Linked DNA regions of Homo sapiens: region 1 is linked to region 2. Evidence: chromatin loops called from intact Hi-C (ENCODE). Cell type or tissue: dorsolateral prefrontal cortex. All regions are shown on one strand. Each heading gives the region's core, and the rest is flanking DNA. Links, peaks and the distances in the headings are about the cores only.

Evidence for each region. A loop is a pair of places that touch in the nucleus more often than their neighbours do. Peaks named below come from ENCODE experiments on the same cell type or tissue, not always from the same donor. Only the 100,000 strongest peaks of a DNase experiment are listed, where the experiment ranks them.
Region 1: it touches region 2 in a loop (4-fold over the local background); 4 of 110 quality-filtered maps call a loop at or near these places.

The regions. Positions count from the first base shown.
Region 1 is chrX:145,401,543-145,410,136 of GRCh38, reverse strand. No RefSeq gene overlaps it. Among named protein-coding and RNA genes, the nearest start is that of SPANXN1, 160 kb to the right of the region's middle. In dorsolateral prefrontal cortex, for the core only: CTCF peaks have their summits at 4,717 and 4,929 (motif pointing left); no DNase peak of the experiment used is centred there; H3K27me3 peaks cover 2,477 bases.
Region 2 is chrX:145,812,854-145,821,447 of GRCh38, reverse strand. It overlaps SLITRK2 (SLIT and NTRK like family member 2), which reads right to left and starts at 3,619. Exons shown (of 5, transcript NM_032539.5): 1 at 3,422-3,619; 2 at 912-974; 3 at 1-100. In dorsolateral prefrontal cortex, for the core only: no CTCF peak of the experiment used is centred there; DNase peaks (open chromatin) are centred at 420, 2,917, 3,537 and 3,927; H3K4me3 peaks cover 4,975 bases; H3K27ac peaks cover 5,300 bases; H3K27me3 peaks cover 4,930 bases.

The DNA.
Region 1 (8,594 bases), core at 415-8,414, 410 kb after region 2:
CTGTTCCAAATGGGAAAAATTGGCCAGAACAAAGGGGCTACAGGTCCCCTGCAAGTCTGAGATCCAGCGGGGCAGTCAAATCTTAAAGCTTCAGAATGATCTCCTTTGACTCCATGTCTCACATCCAGGTCACGCTGATGCAAGTGGTGGGTTCACGTGATCTTCGGCAGCTTCACCCCTGTGGCTTTTCAAAGTACAGCCTCCATCTCAGCCACTTTCACAGGCTGGTGTTGACTGTCTGTGGCTTTTCAAGGTGCATGGCGCAAGCTGTCAGTGGATCTACCATTCTGGGGTGTGTGGAGGATGATGGCCATCTTCTCACAGCTCCACTAGGTAGTGCCCCAGTGGGGACTGTGTGTGGAGGCTTCAACCCCACATTTCCCTTCCACACTGCCCTAGCAGAGGTTCTCCATGAGGGCATTGTCCCTGCAGCAAACTTCTGTCTGGACATCCAGGTGTTTCCTTACATTCTTTGAAATCTAGGCAGAGGTTCCCACACCTCAATTCTTGACTTCTGTGCACCCACAGGCTCAACACAACGTGGAAGCTGCCAAGGCTTGGGGCTTGCACCCTCTGATGCAATAGCCTGAGCTGTACCTTGGCCCCTTTTAGCCATAGCTGGAGCAGCTTGAATGCAGGGCACCAAGGCCAGAGGCTGCAGACAGCAGGGTGGCCCTGGACCTGGCCCACAAAACCATTTATCTCTCCTAGGCCTCTGGGGCTGTGATGGGAGGGACTGCCATGAAGGTCTGAGACATGCCCTGGAGACATTTTTCCCATTTTCTTGGTGAGTAACATTTGGGTCCTCGTTACTTATGCAAATCTCTGTAGCCAGCTTGAATTTATCCCCAGAAAATGGGTTTTTCTTTTATATCACATAATTTTTCAAACTTCTATGCTCTCCTTCCTCTTGAACACTTTGGCAGTTAGAAATTTCTTCTACCAGATACCCCAAATCTCCTCAAGTTCAAAGTTCTACATATCTCTAGGTCAGGGGCAAAAAGCCATCAGTCTCTTTGCTAAAGCACAACAAGATTCACCTTTGCTCCAGTTTCCAACTGGTTTCTCATCTCCATGTGAGACCATGTCAGCCTGGACCTTATTATCCATATCAGCTTTTTGGTCTAATCCATATTCAGCAAATCCCTAGGAAGTTCCAAATGTTCCCACATCTTCCTGTCTTCATAGCCCTCGAAGTCTCTAGGAAATTCCAAACTTTCACACATTGTCCTATCTTCTCCTGAGCGCTCCAAACTGTTTCAACCTGTTTCAACCTGGGTAACTGCCTGTTACCCAGTTCCAAAGTCGCTTCCGCATATTTGGGTATCTTTACAGCAGTACCCCACTCTACCAGTACCCATTTACTGTATTAGTCTGTTCTCACACGGCTAATAAAATCATACCTGAGACTGGGTAATTTATTAAGGAAAGAGGTTTAATGGACTCACAGTTCCACATGGGTGGAGAGGCCTTATAGTCATGGAGGAAGGCAAATGAGGAGCAAAGTCGTATCTAACATGGCAGCAAACAAGAGAGCTTGTGCAAGGAAATTCCCATTTATACAACTGTCAGATCTCATATGACTTATTCACTACCATGAGAACAGTATGGGGGAAACCGCCCTCAAGACTGAATTATCTCCACCTGGCCCCACCATTGACATGTGGGGATTATTACAATTCAAGGTGAGATTTGGGTGGGGACACAGCCAAATGATATTAATTCATATAGTCAACTCTGAAGGAATTCCCTTCAATTAGCTCTTCAACTTTTATAAGATAGTTTTAGAATTATGAAATTAAATCAAGTGCCAACCACAGAATATTTTCCTGGGCAGAATGAAGAAAAAAAGTGATATCATTGTTTTACAGTGACAGCTTAAATTCAGCATTCCAGAAAGGGTTAGAATATGCATATTGGGCTGTGATTCCCCTCTGGAGTCTCTCTTTGCCCGTGAGTACCTTCCTCAGACAATATGTTATTTCATAGAAAATGCATCATTCCATAATTACTGAATAGGAGAAAGCTAATGGATATTTTCTTGGATCAAAATAATACAGTATGTTTTTTTGTTTTGCAACGGAAATTATTGGTATAAAATTATGCACAACAAAGTGGTATTCTGAATTCAAAGAAGAGATGAAATTACACAAACTATTCTTATTCGTGTTCAAGTCTAGAGAATAGTTTAGAAAAAGGCAATGACCAAAGGTTGTCTGTGTCTGAATCAAAAGCAGTTTCGATATGCCTTTGAACTTTTACAATCTTTATATAATTTATTTTTCTTCAGCACAGAGCTGTCAAACATCTTTGAATAATCAGTGTACCAAAGATCTAAGTATTTCTCAATTAATTACATTGATACAGCAAGAACCTGTCTGTTAAAACACTGTAATTTCCCTCCCCCTCAAAGTTTTTCATGCTTTTGTTCGTGAAAGGTTAAACTTCTCATTTAAAAGCAAGTCAAATTAAACTGAAAAAATAAACATAACTAAAACCTCTTTAGGATTATTTGAGCACTGACCCAGTAGTAATTGAAGTCCTTTCTAACTCCAACCACCTATGTGTGTGGAGAAGCTGCCATTTAAATGTTTGGTTTATTCTAATATGTTAGTTATTTGTAGTATATGATATGATATTATATCATCAATTATCAGGGCATACAATAAATCTGTTGTTTTATATAGTCAGTGTAGCATTATATAGCCTTTCATTACTCACACAAACTTACATGTGTAAGCCACATATTAATATTAAATTTACTTAGATTTTTTTTCCTTTTTTCTGAGATGGAGTCTTGCTCTGTCGCCCAGGCTGGAGTGCAGTGGTGCGATCTCGGCTCACTGCAAGCTCCGCCTTCTGGGTTCACACCATCCTACTGCCTCAGCCTCCTGAGTAGCTGGGACTACAGGCGCCCGCCACCACGCCTGGTTGATTTTTTGTATTTTTTAGTAGAGATGGGGTTTCACCGTGTTAGCCAGGATGTGCTTGATCTCCTGACCTTGTGATCCACCCGCCTCAGCCTCCCAAAGTGCTGGGATTACAGGCATGAGCCACCGTGCCCGGCCTCCTCTTTTTTTTTTAAGATAAGGTCTCACTCTATTACCCAGGCTGGAGTGCAGTGGCACAATCTCGGCTCACTGTGACCTCTGCCTCCCAAGTTCATGCAATTCTCCTGCCTCAGCCTCCTGAGTAGTTGGGGCTACAGGCACACACCACGATGTCTGGCTAATTATTGTACTTTTAGTAGAGACAGGATTTCTCCATGTTGACCAGGCTGGTCTCAAACTCTTCGCCTCAAGTGATCTGCCCGCCTTGGCCTCCCAAAGTGTTGGGACTACAGGCGTGAGCCACTGTGCCTGGCCTTAAATTTACTTAGTTTTTTTAATGAGGGCCTTTTCTTTGCAAATTTAGCTCCAAAAGACACTTTGAGATCAAAAAGGAGCAAGAGATCTATTAAGTTCTTAATTTAATAGCCATATTCATAGCAGGTTGAGGAAGATCTGAGGACCCCTATATTTTCTGTCACTATTGTGTAATAGGTAGATGTAGAAGCTAGTAGGGTTGGCCAAGTCTGATTGGAGAAAGTTATGGTTAGAGAAAAAGATTGATTTTCTAATCTTCTATGCAGCAGAATTCCTTCTCTCTTTGTGATGGAGAGAGAAAGAGAGAGAGAGAGGAATATATTCTTTGTATATGTATTCTTATGTAATCAGGTACAGGATTGGAAACTGAGGATCAAGGAGGTTAAGTGATTTATGCAAAATTCAAAAACTAGTAAGTAGCAGAACTAGACTTGAACCTATGACTTCCCAATTCAAAATCTTATGTTCCATTCAAAACAACATGCCATCTAGGGACAGTTTGATATTTTAGTAATTGAGTTTCTAAGTTACATACAGTAAACTTCACTTTTTGGTTTCTGAGTTTTGATCAATGCATAGAGCCCCTAACTACAACCACAATTTCATCACCCACCCTCCCCAAATTCCCTCATGCTGCACCTTTGGAAGAAAATCTTTTCTACATCTTAATAATGTCGAAGGAAAAAAAAGAAAGAAAGGGAGGAAAGGAGGGAGGGAGATTCTTCTCTACTTCTCAGTTGTCAAGGGGGCCTTTTCCTTGGTCCTTGAGCCACAAAGAGGAGCTGTCTATAGGAGTTTTCTGTCTGTGGATTTCTGCAACTTGGATCAAAGCTAGGGGATCAAGGAGAAAAGCAACACACACACAAACAAACAAACAAACAAGAAAAGCATCACAGTACTTGTCCTTCACATTTTAACTTCTCTCTTCAAACACCCTATTATTCTTTAATTTTCAAAGTCCTCAGATAGTTGCTTTTTATATGTAATCCGTATTTCTTATTAGTAATCAGAGGGAGAGAAAAGCTGTAGTTGGCTTTACTCCAACTTGACCGGCATGAAAAACCCAGTTTGAATTTAAGAAGGAGACATGAGTCCCTTGGTGGTATAAACTCCAAAGGGAAAATAGGATCTATGACTACTGAGACTAGAATAGCCCAAGATGCTCTTTCGGTAATACTTAAGAAGCCAAACACAAATTAAGCCCTCAGCAATAACAGGAATATATACCTGAAGAGATTAATCTTTATACTGCAACTGAATTTTAACAAATATTACAACATCAAGTTTACTTTTGCAATCTCTGGCCAGTAACAAAAGGTATTCTGGATTTGTCATTTGTTCTGAGGTAGGAAGATTAATAAATAAAAGACCAGGCATCTAGCATGTGTATGGAACATAGAATATCTTCGAGGTGCCTAAGAACCCTCATTTTATGTTATTGAACTAAAAAATGTGGGTCTACTCAATTATTTCTGCAGATTAATTTTATATCTGTGTCTCCATACAGAAACAGTTGTATTTAAAAGAAAACTGTGCTTTAGAGGATATGATTGCCCTCTAGTGGTTGTCACCCAAACTACAGACCAGAATTACCAAGGTATCCAGGAAGCCCTGAGGAAGAACTTGGCAAAATCACCTGTATACAGTAAACATCAAGGACCCCCTTCATACTCATTCTAAGGACACATAATTATATTAAATATTTGATCTTCTTTTTTCTAGATTGTTCATAACAAATTTTATTTCACACAATATATCAAAATATTGACATTTTCAACATGTAGTTTATAAATACCATTAATAAGGGATTTTACATTATTTTTCCTACTAAAACTTAAAAATCCAGTATTTATGTCAGAACACATCTTAACTGTGAGTAGCCACATACTGAGTGATTAATAGTTACATGTGGCTAGCTGATACCATATTGGACAGAATGGCTTTAGTCAGCTATAGTTATTAATTATTCAAAGTTTTCCTTGCATATAGTCATTACACCAAAATCTTTTAGTAGATTGTGAAAACCTTCCAGTTGGTTTTCTGTTATTTTAGGTTGGCAATATATAATGATAAATTATAACAATTTTCACTTCTATTTAAATATATAGCAATTTATTGTATTTTTCTCATCCATTGCATGTGATAGAACCTACGGAAAATATTTTTATTTTATTTTTTTCACTGTGGTAAGAACACGTAACATGAGATCTACCCTTTTACCAAATTTTTAAGTGTACAATACAGTATTGTTAAACTATAGGCACAGGGTTTTCTGAACAGATCTCTGAAACTTACTGAAACAGACACATTGAACAGTCAGGTGCTGGCAGCAACAATTTTACTCTGTTTCTATGAGTTTGACTATTTTAGATACCTCATTTAAGTGAAATCATGCAATACTTGTCCTTCTGAGACTGGCTTATTGCACATAGCGTAATGTCTTCAAGGTTCATCCGTATTCAGTCAATATGGGAGTATTTTGTTCTCCATAGAAAGTAAATAATGTTCAATAGTGTAATAACACATTTTGTTGATCCATTCACTCATTGATGAACATTTAGGTTACTTCCATATCTTCTTTATTAGGAATAATGCTTCAATGAGCACGGGAGTGTAGAAACCTCATTGACATACTGATTTCAAATCTTTTGAGTAGATATCCACAAGTAGTATTATAGTTATATTTTAAACTTTTAGAAATCAACCTTCATATTGCTTTCTATAGTGGCTGTACCATTTTACAATCCCACCAACAGAGTACAAGTATTCCAATATCTCTATATCCTCTCCAAAGCTTATCTTTTGTTTTTTCATACTAGTCATTCTAACAGTTGTGAAGTGATATTTCATTGTGGTTTTGACTTGCATTTCTCTGATGATTACAGGCATTAAGCATTTTTTTTTTTTTTTTTTTTGAGACAGGGTTCCTGCTCTTGTTGCCCAGGCTGGAGTGCAATGTCATGATCTTGGCTCACTGCAAGCTTTGCCTCCCAGGTTCAAGCGATTCTCCTGCCTCAGCCTCCCAAGCAGCTGGGATCACAGGCATTCGCCACCACACTCGGCTAATTTTGTATTTTTAGTAGAGATGGGTTTTCACCATGTTGGCCAGGTTGTTCTTGAACTCCTGACCTCAGATGATCCAACAGCCTCATCCTCCCAAAGTGCTGGAATTACAGGCGTGAGCCACTGCACCCAGCCAAGCATCTTTTAATATACTTGTTGTCTATTTGTATGTCTTTTTCAGAAAATTGTCTATTCAAATACTTCACTCATTTTTAATTGTTTTTTCTTTTTTTTGCTATTGAGTTGTAGGAGTTCCTTATATATTTGGGATATTCACCACTTATCAACTATAATTTGCAAATATTTTCTTTCATTCTGTAGCATACATTGTTCACATCACTAATGATTGTTTCCTTTGCTGTGCAGAAACTTTTTAGTTTGATGTATTCCCACTTGTCTATATATATGTTTATTACCTCTGCTTTTGATATCATGTAAGACCAATGGCACTAAGTTTTTCCCCTTTGTTTTCTTCTAGGAGTTTAATAATCTCTGGTCCTATGCTTAAGTTTTTAATCCCTTTTGAGTTTACTTTTGTGTATGATATAATATTACACTCCAGTAACTTTTTTGGCATATGGCTATCTAATTTTCCCAGCACAGTTTGTTGAAGAACCAATCCTTTCTTCATTGTGTATCCTTGGCATCCTTGTCAAAGATCTGTTGACTATATAGGTGTGGATTTATTTCTAGGATCTTTATTATATTCTATTGGTGTATATATATGTTTTTATGCCAGTAGCATAGTGGTTTAAAAAATATTAAGGCTTCCAATCCAGGAACCCGGGATATCTTTCATTTATTTATGTCTTCTTTAATTACTTTAATCAATGTTTTATAGTTTTCAGTGTATGAGTCTTTTACCTCCTTGGTTAAGTTTATTGCTAAGTATTTTGTTATTTTGGATGCTATTGTGTGTGAGATTATTTTCTTACTTTCTTTATTGAATAGTTTATTGTTAATGTATAGAAAAGCAACTGATTTCTGTAGGTTGATTTTGTATCCTGCAAAGTTACTGAATTCTTTAACAGTTTATTTGGCATCTTTAGAGCTTTTCTACGTATAGAAATGTCATGTCATCTACGAACAAAAATAATCTTACATCTTTCCAATTTGGATGCCTTTTATTTTTTTTTCTTCCTTAATTATTTTGGCCAGGACTCCCAATACTATATTAAATAAAAGTGGCAAGTGTGGACATCCTGCTTTAGTGCCTGACCTTAGAGGAAAAGCTTTCAGCTTTTCACCACTGAAAATGATGTATCTATGAGCTTGTCATATATTCCTTCCATTATGTTGAGTTAAATTCTATTTAAACCTAGTTTCCTGAGGATTTTTATTATGAAATGCTGTTGAATTTTGTCAAATGCTTTTTCTGCATCTATTGATATGATCATATGATTTTCATCCTTCATTTTGTTAATATGGTATATCACATTTTTTGATTTGTGTGTTTTGAGAAGTCTTGCATCCCAGGGAGAAATTCCACTTGATCATGATATATGGTCCTTTTAATGTGCTTTTAATTTCAGTTTGCTAGTATTTTGTTGAATATTTGGCATCTATGTTCATCAGGGGTCTTGGGCTGTAATTTTTATTTTTGTAGTATCATTGTGTTGCTTTGGTATCATGGTAATGCTGACCTCAAAAAATGAGTGTGAAAACTATCTCCTTTCATTTTTTAGAAGAGTTTGAGAAGAATTAGTGTTAATTATTCTTCAAGTATTTGGTGGAATTTACCAGTGAAGCCATCTTGTCCTGGGTTTTATAGTAGAAAATAATAATAAAAATGTTATTAATACATCAGCTCATTACTCATTTTTGATGGCTCAGATATAATATTTCTTCATGACTCGGTCTTGGTGGGTTGTCTGTTTCTAGGAAGTTATCCATTTCTCCTCAGTTATCCAATTTTTGGCATATAATGATTGATAGCAGTATCTTCTCATCATTTTTATTTCAGTGGTATCATTTGTAATGTCTTGTATCTAATTTTTTATTTTATTTATTTGTATCTTCCCTGTTTTAGTTAATCTAGCTTAAGGTTTGTCAATTTTCTTTTTTTCAACTTTCCTGGTCTTTTAAAAATATCAACTGTTATTTTAATTTTTTCTGTTGTTTTTCTATTCTCATTTCATTTATTTCTCCTTTAGTCATTACTTGTTT
Region 2 (8,594 bases), core at 241-8,240:
GTGGGGGAGGGTTGGGCAGATGCTTCCCTTCCTTGCAAGTGGCTTTGCAAAGCTCAATTCCCGGCTGCGTCAGTTGATTCTGAACTACTCCACCTCCAACCTGGCTGGCGGCAGGAGAAGCTCCTGCAGAGGGGTTTCTCAAGGAGGGGCCCTGCTAATGGCCTGGCACCTCCTTGGGCCCCTCTGTGTGTTCTCTCTCACTCCTCCCTCTTTCTCTCACCTACACAATGCCTATGGAGGGCAGGGGTGGGGGTGGGGGGTTCTTCTCCCAGATTCCCAAGCAAGGGAGAAGCGTGTGTGTGTGTGTGTGTGTGTGTGTGTGAGTGAGAGAGAGAGAGAGAGAGAGTGTGTGTGTGTGTGTGTGTGTGTGTGTGTGGTGTGCCTCTTTGCTACAGGACTGGTGCCCCACTTGCCAGCTCCTAGCTCAGATGCTCTCTGTGCAGAGAGTGGGGTGTGTGTGCATGCACCAATGTGTCTGTGTAGGAGGGTGAGGAGTTCTCTTAGGGGATTTATACTTTACATACAGAGCCCTGATTCAGTGCTAAGAGAATTCCTTTCTGGGTGGTGACCCACCAAACATATTTGCCTGGACTCTGAAAGTCAGCTCAATGTTAGCTTATAGACTGAGAAAAACAAAAACAAACCCCTTTTCTCCCTGAGGTTTATACTTAGCCAGATAATGAGGTTTAAACGTGCACTTCTTGCCTGGAGGAAGGAGAAAAGAAGTGGGTGTCAGAAAAGCACTGCCAGGCTGAGCCTCAGCTGGGAGTGGGAGCCAAAGGAAGGGTGGTTGAGCCCTCCAGGCTGCAGGGGCAGGGGAGCTAGGAGAAAAGAGGAAGCTGGTGCAGGAAGACTGGCTCCTGAGAAAGAGAGGAGATGGAAAAGGAATCCTGGCCTGAGACCGAGCTTACCTGGGTTCTGATCTGGCTCTGTTGCTAGATGTGCCACTAGCTTCTGGATCTTCCTGTGTCCATCTGCAAAAGGCAGGTAGGTAGACTGTATGGGCCCTCCCAGCTCTGATATCCAATGCGGGTTTAAATAGCCTTTCCAGAGCATTGCTAATGGCCAGGTGTTGGATTTTTGCCTTCATTATCTGTTTTCTCCTTAATTATCTTACAGCTCCTTGGACCCAAGAGTCTTCCATTGTGGAATCAATTCGCAAGGGGTAAATAATGTCTGCTGTTGCCTGGAAAGGCCTTGGTTGCCTCTGGTAGGAAGGGGGAGATGGGTCAGGAAAAGGAGGGAATCAACCAGGGAAAAGGAGTTGACCAAATGATGTGCCTGTCCCACAAAACACTTCAGCTTGCTTTCCCGGAGTCCCACTGCCTGGCCAAATGTGGAATAGATAAACACACAGATACAACAAACCACTTGAGAACAGAATGACCCTTGCTTCTCCCCTTCTCCTTCCTTGTTAAGCCTAGGTTCTAGGATTGTTCCCTTTATACAAGCTCCTTTCTCTCCGGGAAGGGCGGGGGTAGTTTATAAACTTAGGCACTAGGGCCACCTGTAGCTGGTGATCTGTGCATTATTTTCTTGAGCTTTCTCCCTTTCTCCTTCTTCTTCTTCTAAGAGCCTTGGACCAGGCATCAGAAGCCCCCTTACCCTCTAATTCTTGCTTGGCGTTTAGCAAAATACTTTCCTTCTGGAGACTCAAATTTTCCTTCTCCATAGAGAAGGGCAAACTTGAGATGAGCTCTGAGGCAGAGGGACAGCCCTGTGGATGGCCTCCCACCCTGTATTGCAATTGCATCATTAGATGGAAGCAGTCTGATGCAGTGGGAGCACAATTAAGCTCCCTTTCCTAGCAAAGGAGGCATTTGTTTCTATGTATTTCCAAAGGTTAAAAGCACATAGTTCCTAGAGCAATAAGATTTATTCATTCAGTCATTCATTCAACAAACATGTATTATGTCAATATTTAACTGAAGTAAAGACGTGAGAGCCGAACAAGACCTTAGAAGTCAGGTTCATTTTACAGATGAGGTCATTTCTTAACCAGGGAAAGTGCTGACTTACTCAAGAAACTACAAATAGAAACAAAACCCAGGGATTATGAGTCCCAGTCCATCATCTTTCCAAAAAGCACACTACTGCTTAATATGAATTAAAAATCTACTTAAACGTAAATAGCAGTGGTAGTGTTTTACTTAAAGGTATCCTTTTTATTAAAAAAAAATGTATTTGAAAGTGAAACATCAAATACTAGTTTCGGTTCTCAGATACAGTAATTTCCTTCAAGACATTGATGACGCTTTCAATATTCCTTGAGGACAGATTATTTTTGCGAAGAATTTCAGAGACAGGAGAGAGATTCAGAGAGAAAGGTGGAGGTGGTTGGGGGCTCATGAGATTCTTGAGACCTACAGAATCAAGGAAATTCATGGGTAATCTAACTGTGGGAAGCGACACTCGGACCCTAAGGAGGTCTTCGTTCCTGCCTGTCCTTGAGAGTCCACAGCTGCTTTCCAAAACGTAGTTACTAGGAACAAATCAGCCTGAAACGCGATAACCACTTTAAGTAAGTTTCATTTGGCCCCGTGTCTTCTGAAGAACTGCCGCAGCACTCCGCTAGGGAGAGCGGGCTTTTAAGGCTGTGGAAAGGTTCAGGGTGAACTGGGACCCCAAGGGAGGGAAAGGCGGTCATTAAAATAAGGAAAACGCTCCCTCTCCTTGCTGAGGCAAGGGAGGCTTAAAGACGAACTCCGTCGCCTGTCTCACTCGCATCTAACCGAGTAGAGCCTGGCTCAGGTCTCCAAGCCTTCCACAGGACACGGTGGGTGCCGGCGGGCTTACAGCCCACCTCCGTCCCGGCCGCCCATCAGGCCACGAGGGGGCTAAGAGGAGTCCGGGGAACCAGAGAGGGGGCACTGCTTGCCCGCAGCCTCTTCTTCTAAACACCCGCCGCCCGCAAGCCGGGTCGAATCCCATTTCCGAAGGGCGCTTCCGGGAGACCAGGTGTCTCCGAGCGTCCCCGATCGCCGGTAACTGGGCACCGGCCGCCAGCGCAGCCCTACCTTCCCTGCCCCTACCTGCTAGACGCCTGGTGCGGTGCCCGGCATGCGGACCTACAGCCGCGACGGCCACTCGGGCTGCCCTCGCCATGGGACTTGGGCACTGCAGGCCGACCGGAGGCTTCTAGCTCGCGCCGGGTGCGTGGGCCCTCCCTGGCCGCCTGTGCCACCCCGCTGCGCGAGGCGCGGAGCCCGACCACGCCCGCGCGGACGGTCCCGGGGTGAGGAATCTCCAGTGGGGATTGAGGGTAGAGGGCGGCCGCCAGCGAGCTGCCCTCCGCGGATGGCGCCCAGCCTCCCCACGCTGGTGCCCCTCGCAAGGAGAGGTGGCCGGGAAAGGCAACGGACTGAGGAAAGCCGGCTCACTGGCCGCGTCGCCACCGCGTCCCTGAGTGCTCAGAACTTACCGAGCGAGCGCGCCGCCCAGATCTTTTCCCGGAGGCGCCCGCAGCATCTGCGACTCGGGGAGGCAAAGGAGCCGGCACCGCCTCGGACTGGCGCAGCCCAGGAGCGAGAGCACCGCGGGGAGCGCGGGCGGCGCCCCCAGGGCAGGCAGATCCCCACCGAGCAGCTAGCCAACGGGCAACGCTTCTTGCAGGAAGGAGGGAGGGAGGCGAGAGGGAGGAGGGAAGTAAAGCGGGAGGGAGGAGAGGGGAAGAAGGGAGGGAGGAGGGAGGAGGGAGGGAGGAGGGAGGAGGGAGTGAGGAGGGAGGAGGGAGGGAGGAGGGAGGGAGGGATCGCGTCCCCCCTCTCCCTCACTTATCAATCACCCCACAGATCAAATATCCGGGCTGTGCACCCAGGACGGGGATGTAAGAGCCCACAAAGGAGCCGCTGCTCCATTTCTCTGACAAGCGCTGCGGAGCACTGCTCACGCCTCTCGGTCCCTCTTGCCTGGAACTCTGCCCAGCCCTTGCGGCTTCCACCCTGGGCTGCAGCTCGGGCTCGGTCAAGTGAAATAAGAATGGCACACGGTCGGTACCATGTCCAAGGGGAGACTAAGACTACTGGGTGGAAGTTAACGACAAGTGAAAGAGCAGTCAGCCATCCGAGCTGGACACCCTCCGGGACAGCTGCCTCCCCTAACTAGTAAGCGCCCAGTCTTTGGGAGTTCGCAGGCAGATATTTAAGAACCTCCTACGAGGATCGTAAACAAGGACTTTCAACATAAGATAGAGCTGAACTTGAGTTGTGCAAGTGTGTTAACAAAGCAAGCCCTTAGCAGCGTTCCAGTGCCCATTTTGATTCCCTTTATTCTTCACGACGACGTTGCCTGGATCTTCTAGAGCGTGATTTTTGCCATCCTCCCTTCCCTTTTCTCCTTTCTTCTTCCTCTTATTAGTAGTCCAGGTGGTTGTGATTCTATTAAAGGAAGGCGCTCTGTGAAAAGAGTCAGTGTAGTTCAAGAGGGAGGTGCGGTTTTTGCCAAGAGCATTGCGTTTCCCCTCAAGACTTGCTTTCTCTAGGGCCTCTCCTCTACTCTTCCAGAGTATTCGAGATAAAGTTGCAGTTTGATAAATTTATGCCAGGAGTAGGGAGTTCATTTGATGACACTAAGTCATTTTCCCCTCCATCCTGTAGGAGAACGTCATTAATTCAAGTCGTTGCCACCCCCTATCCTTTTCATGCCCGCTAGAGTCTGCAAAACCCCAAATCCTTCTTACTGTCGAAAAGCGTGATGGTGGAGAGCAGACGGGGAGGCGAGGAGAGAGGTGCAAAATTAGACGCAAAATTACCTCTCCAGCTAGTGGATCTGCATTGGAATTTGTCTGTTTCCATATTTCCCATGCCTTTCAACTCGTTCTCACAGCACTGACAACCACCTTTTTCTTGTCCTTCCCGTGGGAATCTTTTGTGCTTCTCCTGTCCTCTCTTCTTGGCTTTCTTTCATAATGGTTTTCTAAGGAGATTATGCTGGGCTTTTTAAAAAGAAAACTACTGGCAATCTTATATTATGAAGATGTACAGAGTTTGCTTTAATAATAGTCGGAAGAATTATAATCGTATCTTCGGAGTTGTAAGGGTCATTACTGTTCCTTTTATTTCATTCTTGAGAAAGCCTTTTTGAAATCTTCCTACCATTCAGATAAGCAACTTCGGAATAACATAGTTCTCACATAAGCACGTGGGCAGTGTATGTACGGTTATATATCCAGAAGCATTGCTCTTCTTTTTACAATATCTGTATTAGTGTAAACATCCAATGTGCTGTTTGCTACAGACTAAAAGCAGTGCACTGAGCACATCATATTATTAACTAAATGAGGTCAGTTAATACTGTTACTTCTGTCTTTACCGTATTTCTGACTGTGTCATCTTTTCATGTCGCTTTTAGTAGATGTTATAAACAACTGCAAAACACAGAGCTAAGAGGCCATTCCAATACAGAAATAATGAGACAGTCATGCTGAAAAACTCAGACAGTTTACTAAGAAGGGTGATGTGTCTGTAGCCAAAGGGAACATACAAAATAAGCAAAAACTTCTATACAGAGTAGAGAAGGAACATGGCATTAATGATGAAAAGTGATACTTTATTTAGATCCAGTAGTAACATGTAATAGATGGCATGCATCAATTTTAATTAGCCTTGTAAGCAAGTCTAACCTGTTCACCAGCCTTCGAAAAGCATTTAGCAGCCTGCCTTTCCACATGGGACCACACTGATAGTAAGACAAAATTAAAAAGAGCAGACTTTTCTTTTTGTCAGCATAAAATTTTCAAGTAGGTGGATAGCTGTGCTTTGAATGCACAGACACGAAAATTGATGAGCAATATAAAACTTTCTGAGAGGGTTTTGCATAGACAGTTATAATGGAGGAGAGTTTGAAGTCTGTGAAAAATTTAAATATGCCAATTTATTTGAAAGCTGCTTTATGCTGAATTTTCTAAAAGCTTCTGTGTTAGAGGAAAATTTCCAAATAGAATTGAATACTAGAGACACCATATTAATGTACTTCTGTTCATTAATAAAAATCACATTATTCTTCTTTATACTAGCACTGTAAATGTATCTTTATATCCATGTGCTGTTTTCTTTTTGAAAAACTTTTATTTTAGGTTCAGGTGTACGTGTGCAAGTTTGTTATATAGGTAAATTGCATGTGGTGGGGGTTTGGTTTACTGTAAGCTACTTTCTATTGTGAAGTTCGTGTTACTAAACAACATAGAGATCCCGATTGGAAAACTAGTGGAAAAACAGAGAAATAAAACTAAATCTTGCCTGGGTTTTTATAATTTCATTCTAAGGTTAGAAGAAAACCAGAAATTTCACCTGCGATGAGTGAGATAAAAAGCGCATATGTTTCCAGGATGATGTAAAGGATGTCCTATTACTGTGTAGTACGTAATTTACCTGAGAATGTTGCTTTTTCAACTTCTTCACACCTATCCAGAACTAGAAAGCTTTAAAACATATAAAAGAAGACAAAATGTGCTGCATTTTCAGTGAACATAGTTTCTTTCCAACCAAAGGTTTCAAAGAAGAGTGCCACAGAACAAATTCCTAAATAAAGAAACGCAACAAAGCGGACATGCCCTTAATATTAGTAATTATAGTTTACAGGATATTGTAGACTTTTGTTCCTGATGTTATTGAAAAGGTGGATATTTTTCAATTCAATTCAATTATTTGGATTATTTGGCAGGCATTTTGGCCTGATTGAAATAGTGCTGGGCCAAGACCCAGGGCAGTTTTTCTTTTAATCAAATACATATCCAAGCCCTTGGAGCCCAATGACCTGGGTTCAAATTCCACCCGTGCTACTTTCTCACAATGGGACAAAAACAGCATTACACCAATTTCAGTTCCCCATGTGTAAAACTGGCACCTGCTATGTGGAGTCAGTAAGGATGGGATGTATACAGAACTCTTGAAAATTGAACGGTGGTACATGTATGTGCAAATAAATCTTAAACTAAAAAAATTTTTAACTCACTTCTTAAAATAAATAAGTTATACAAAATATTTTATATCTGTTTTCTATGTTTCTCATGACAATCCTCAACAGGCCAGTATGATTAGCCAGACTTTACAAAAGAGGAAAGTGAGACTCAGAAAATTTAAGTAACTTACCCTTACTCCCATTCTTGGTGAAATGGTTGATTTTAGTCAGAAACCAACATCTTAATTTAAGTTGGATAACAGAATTAGCATTAGAAAAAATATTTATGATTCTAGTTGGAGCCATGTAATGTCAAACATTTAAAATAACTTCAAAAAAATTCCATCTTTCATTTTACAGATGTTTTCAAATAGTTACATATATGTATACATCAGGGCTCAAACTCAACACTGTTGATATATTTGGTCAAATGATTATTTGTTGTGGGGGCTGCCCTATGCAATGTAGAAGGATTAGCAGCGTCACTGGCTTTTGTGTGTGTGTGTAATGTGCATATGTATACTATATATACATACGTGTAATTATATAAATGTAATAAGTAATATAACAATATATAATGAAATATTATTCTATTGTAGTCGATTTTTTAAATGCTTGGCTGTGGCCCACTAAACTGAACTCAGGAGTGACTGTAGATTGCCTCTTACAGTTTGAATAACACTGCCACGCTGGAATGGGCAGGAAAGGAAGGAAAATGGGATAGAAAGGAGAAAAGAGGCAGTAGATCAAGAGGGGAAGTACAGAAATAGAAGGAAAAGACAACTGCATGTCTTACAAAGTTATAGAAAGACTTATGGTGCCCCCATCAATTACACCAAGTGCCACTTATTAATGATACCTGTTCTCTAAGGGCTCTGGCTCTCCCTCTTTTTTGACTGAGTCCAGTGATTTATCAGTAAGAACCACATTTAAGCTTACTAGACTTGGGAGCACATATACATGGCAAAAGCCACAAATTTAACAGATAAGGCTCAGGACAGCATTAGTAGGTATTTCATCTATCCTGACACATTCTATCTTATGAATTTTGCTGCAGCTGGAAGTCATATTTTGGTTTGGAGTTACAACCTAATGTGTTCAGGAGGAAGCCAAATTTATTAGGTTTGACATTGCACTTTATTGGAATGGTATAATGCAGTTGAGCCTCTGTAATAAGTTCTGTTGATTTTATTTATGTATTTATGTTTGGCTAGTATAAATATATGGTAAAGTATGTGCTGTGGTAGAGAGTTTAATGCTGACTCTGCTGGAAAATTCAAAAATGTCTGCATAGAAGATGCCCAGTTCTAAAGAGTTACGGTCAGAGGAGCAGCTACTCAGGATTTGCACTAAGTAGTTCTGATTTTTAAAAATGTCATCATTTGTGAAGAGGACTAGTCTATTAATATGAACAAAATGGCAAGGATGACATACCCCAGATCTACCTGAAGTTGTGATTTGCACAAAATGAAGCAGAGTTTCAAAATTGTAGGTTTAGAAATGAGGCAAGTAAGATCTAGAATGTAAATAAAATCATTTCCAGTAATAACTGGATGCCGCATTCAACCATCATTGCAAATCAATGTGAGGAGAATGGATGTTTTTTACCTTGAATCCTGATGACTTATTACTCAGATGTGATATCAATTATTTTTGTCCCCTTCTATTTTTCATCTCCCAGGCAGTTTCTTAAGTGA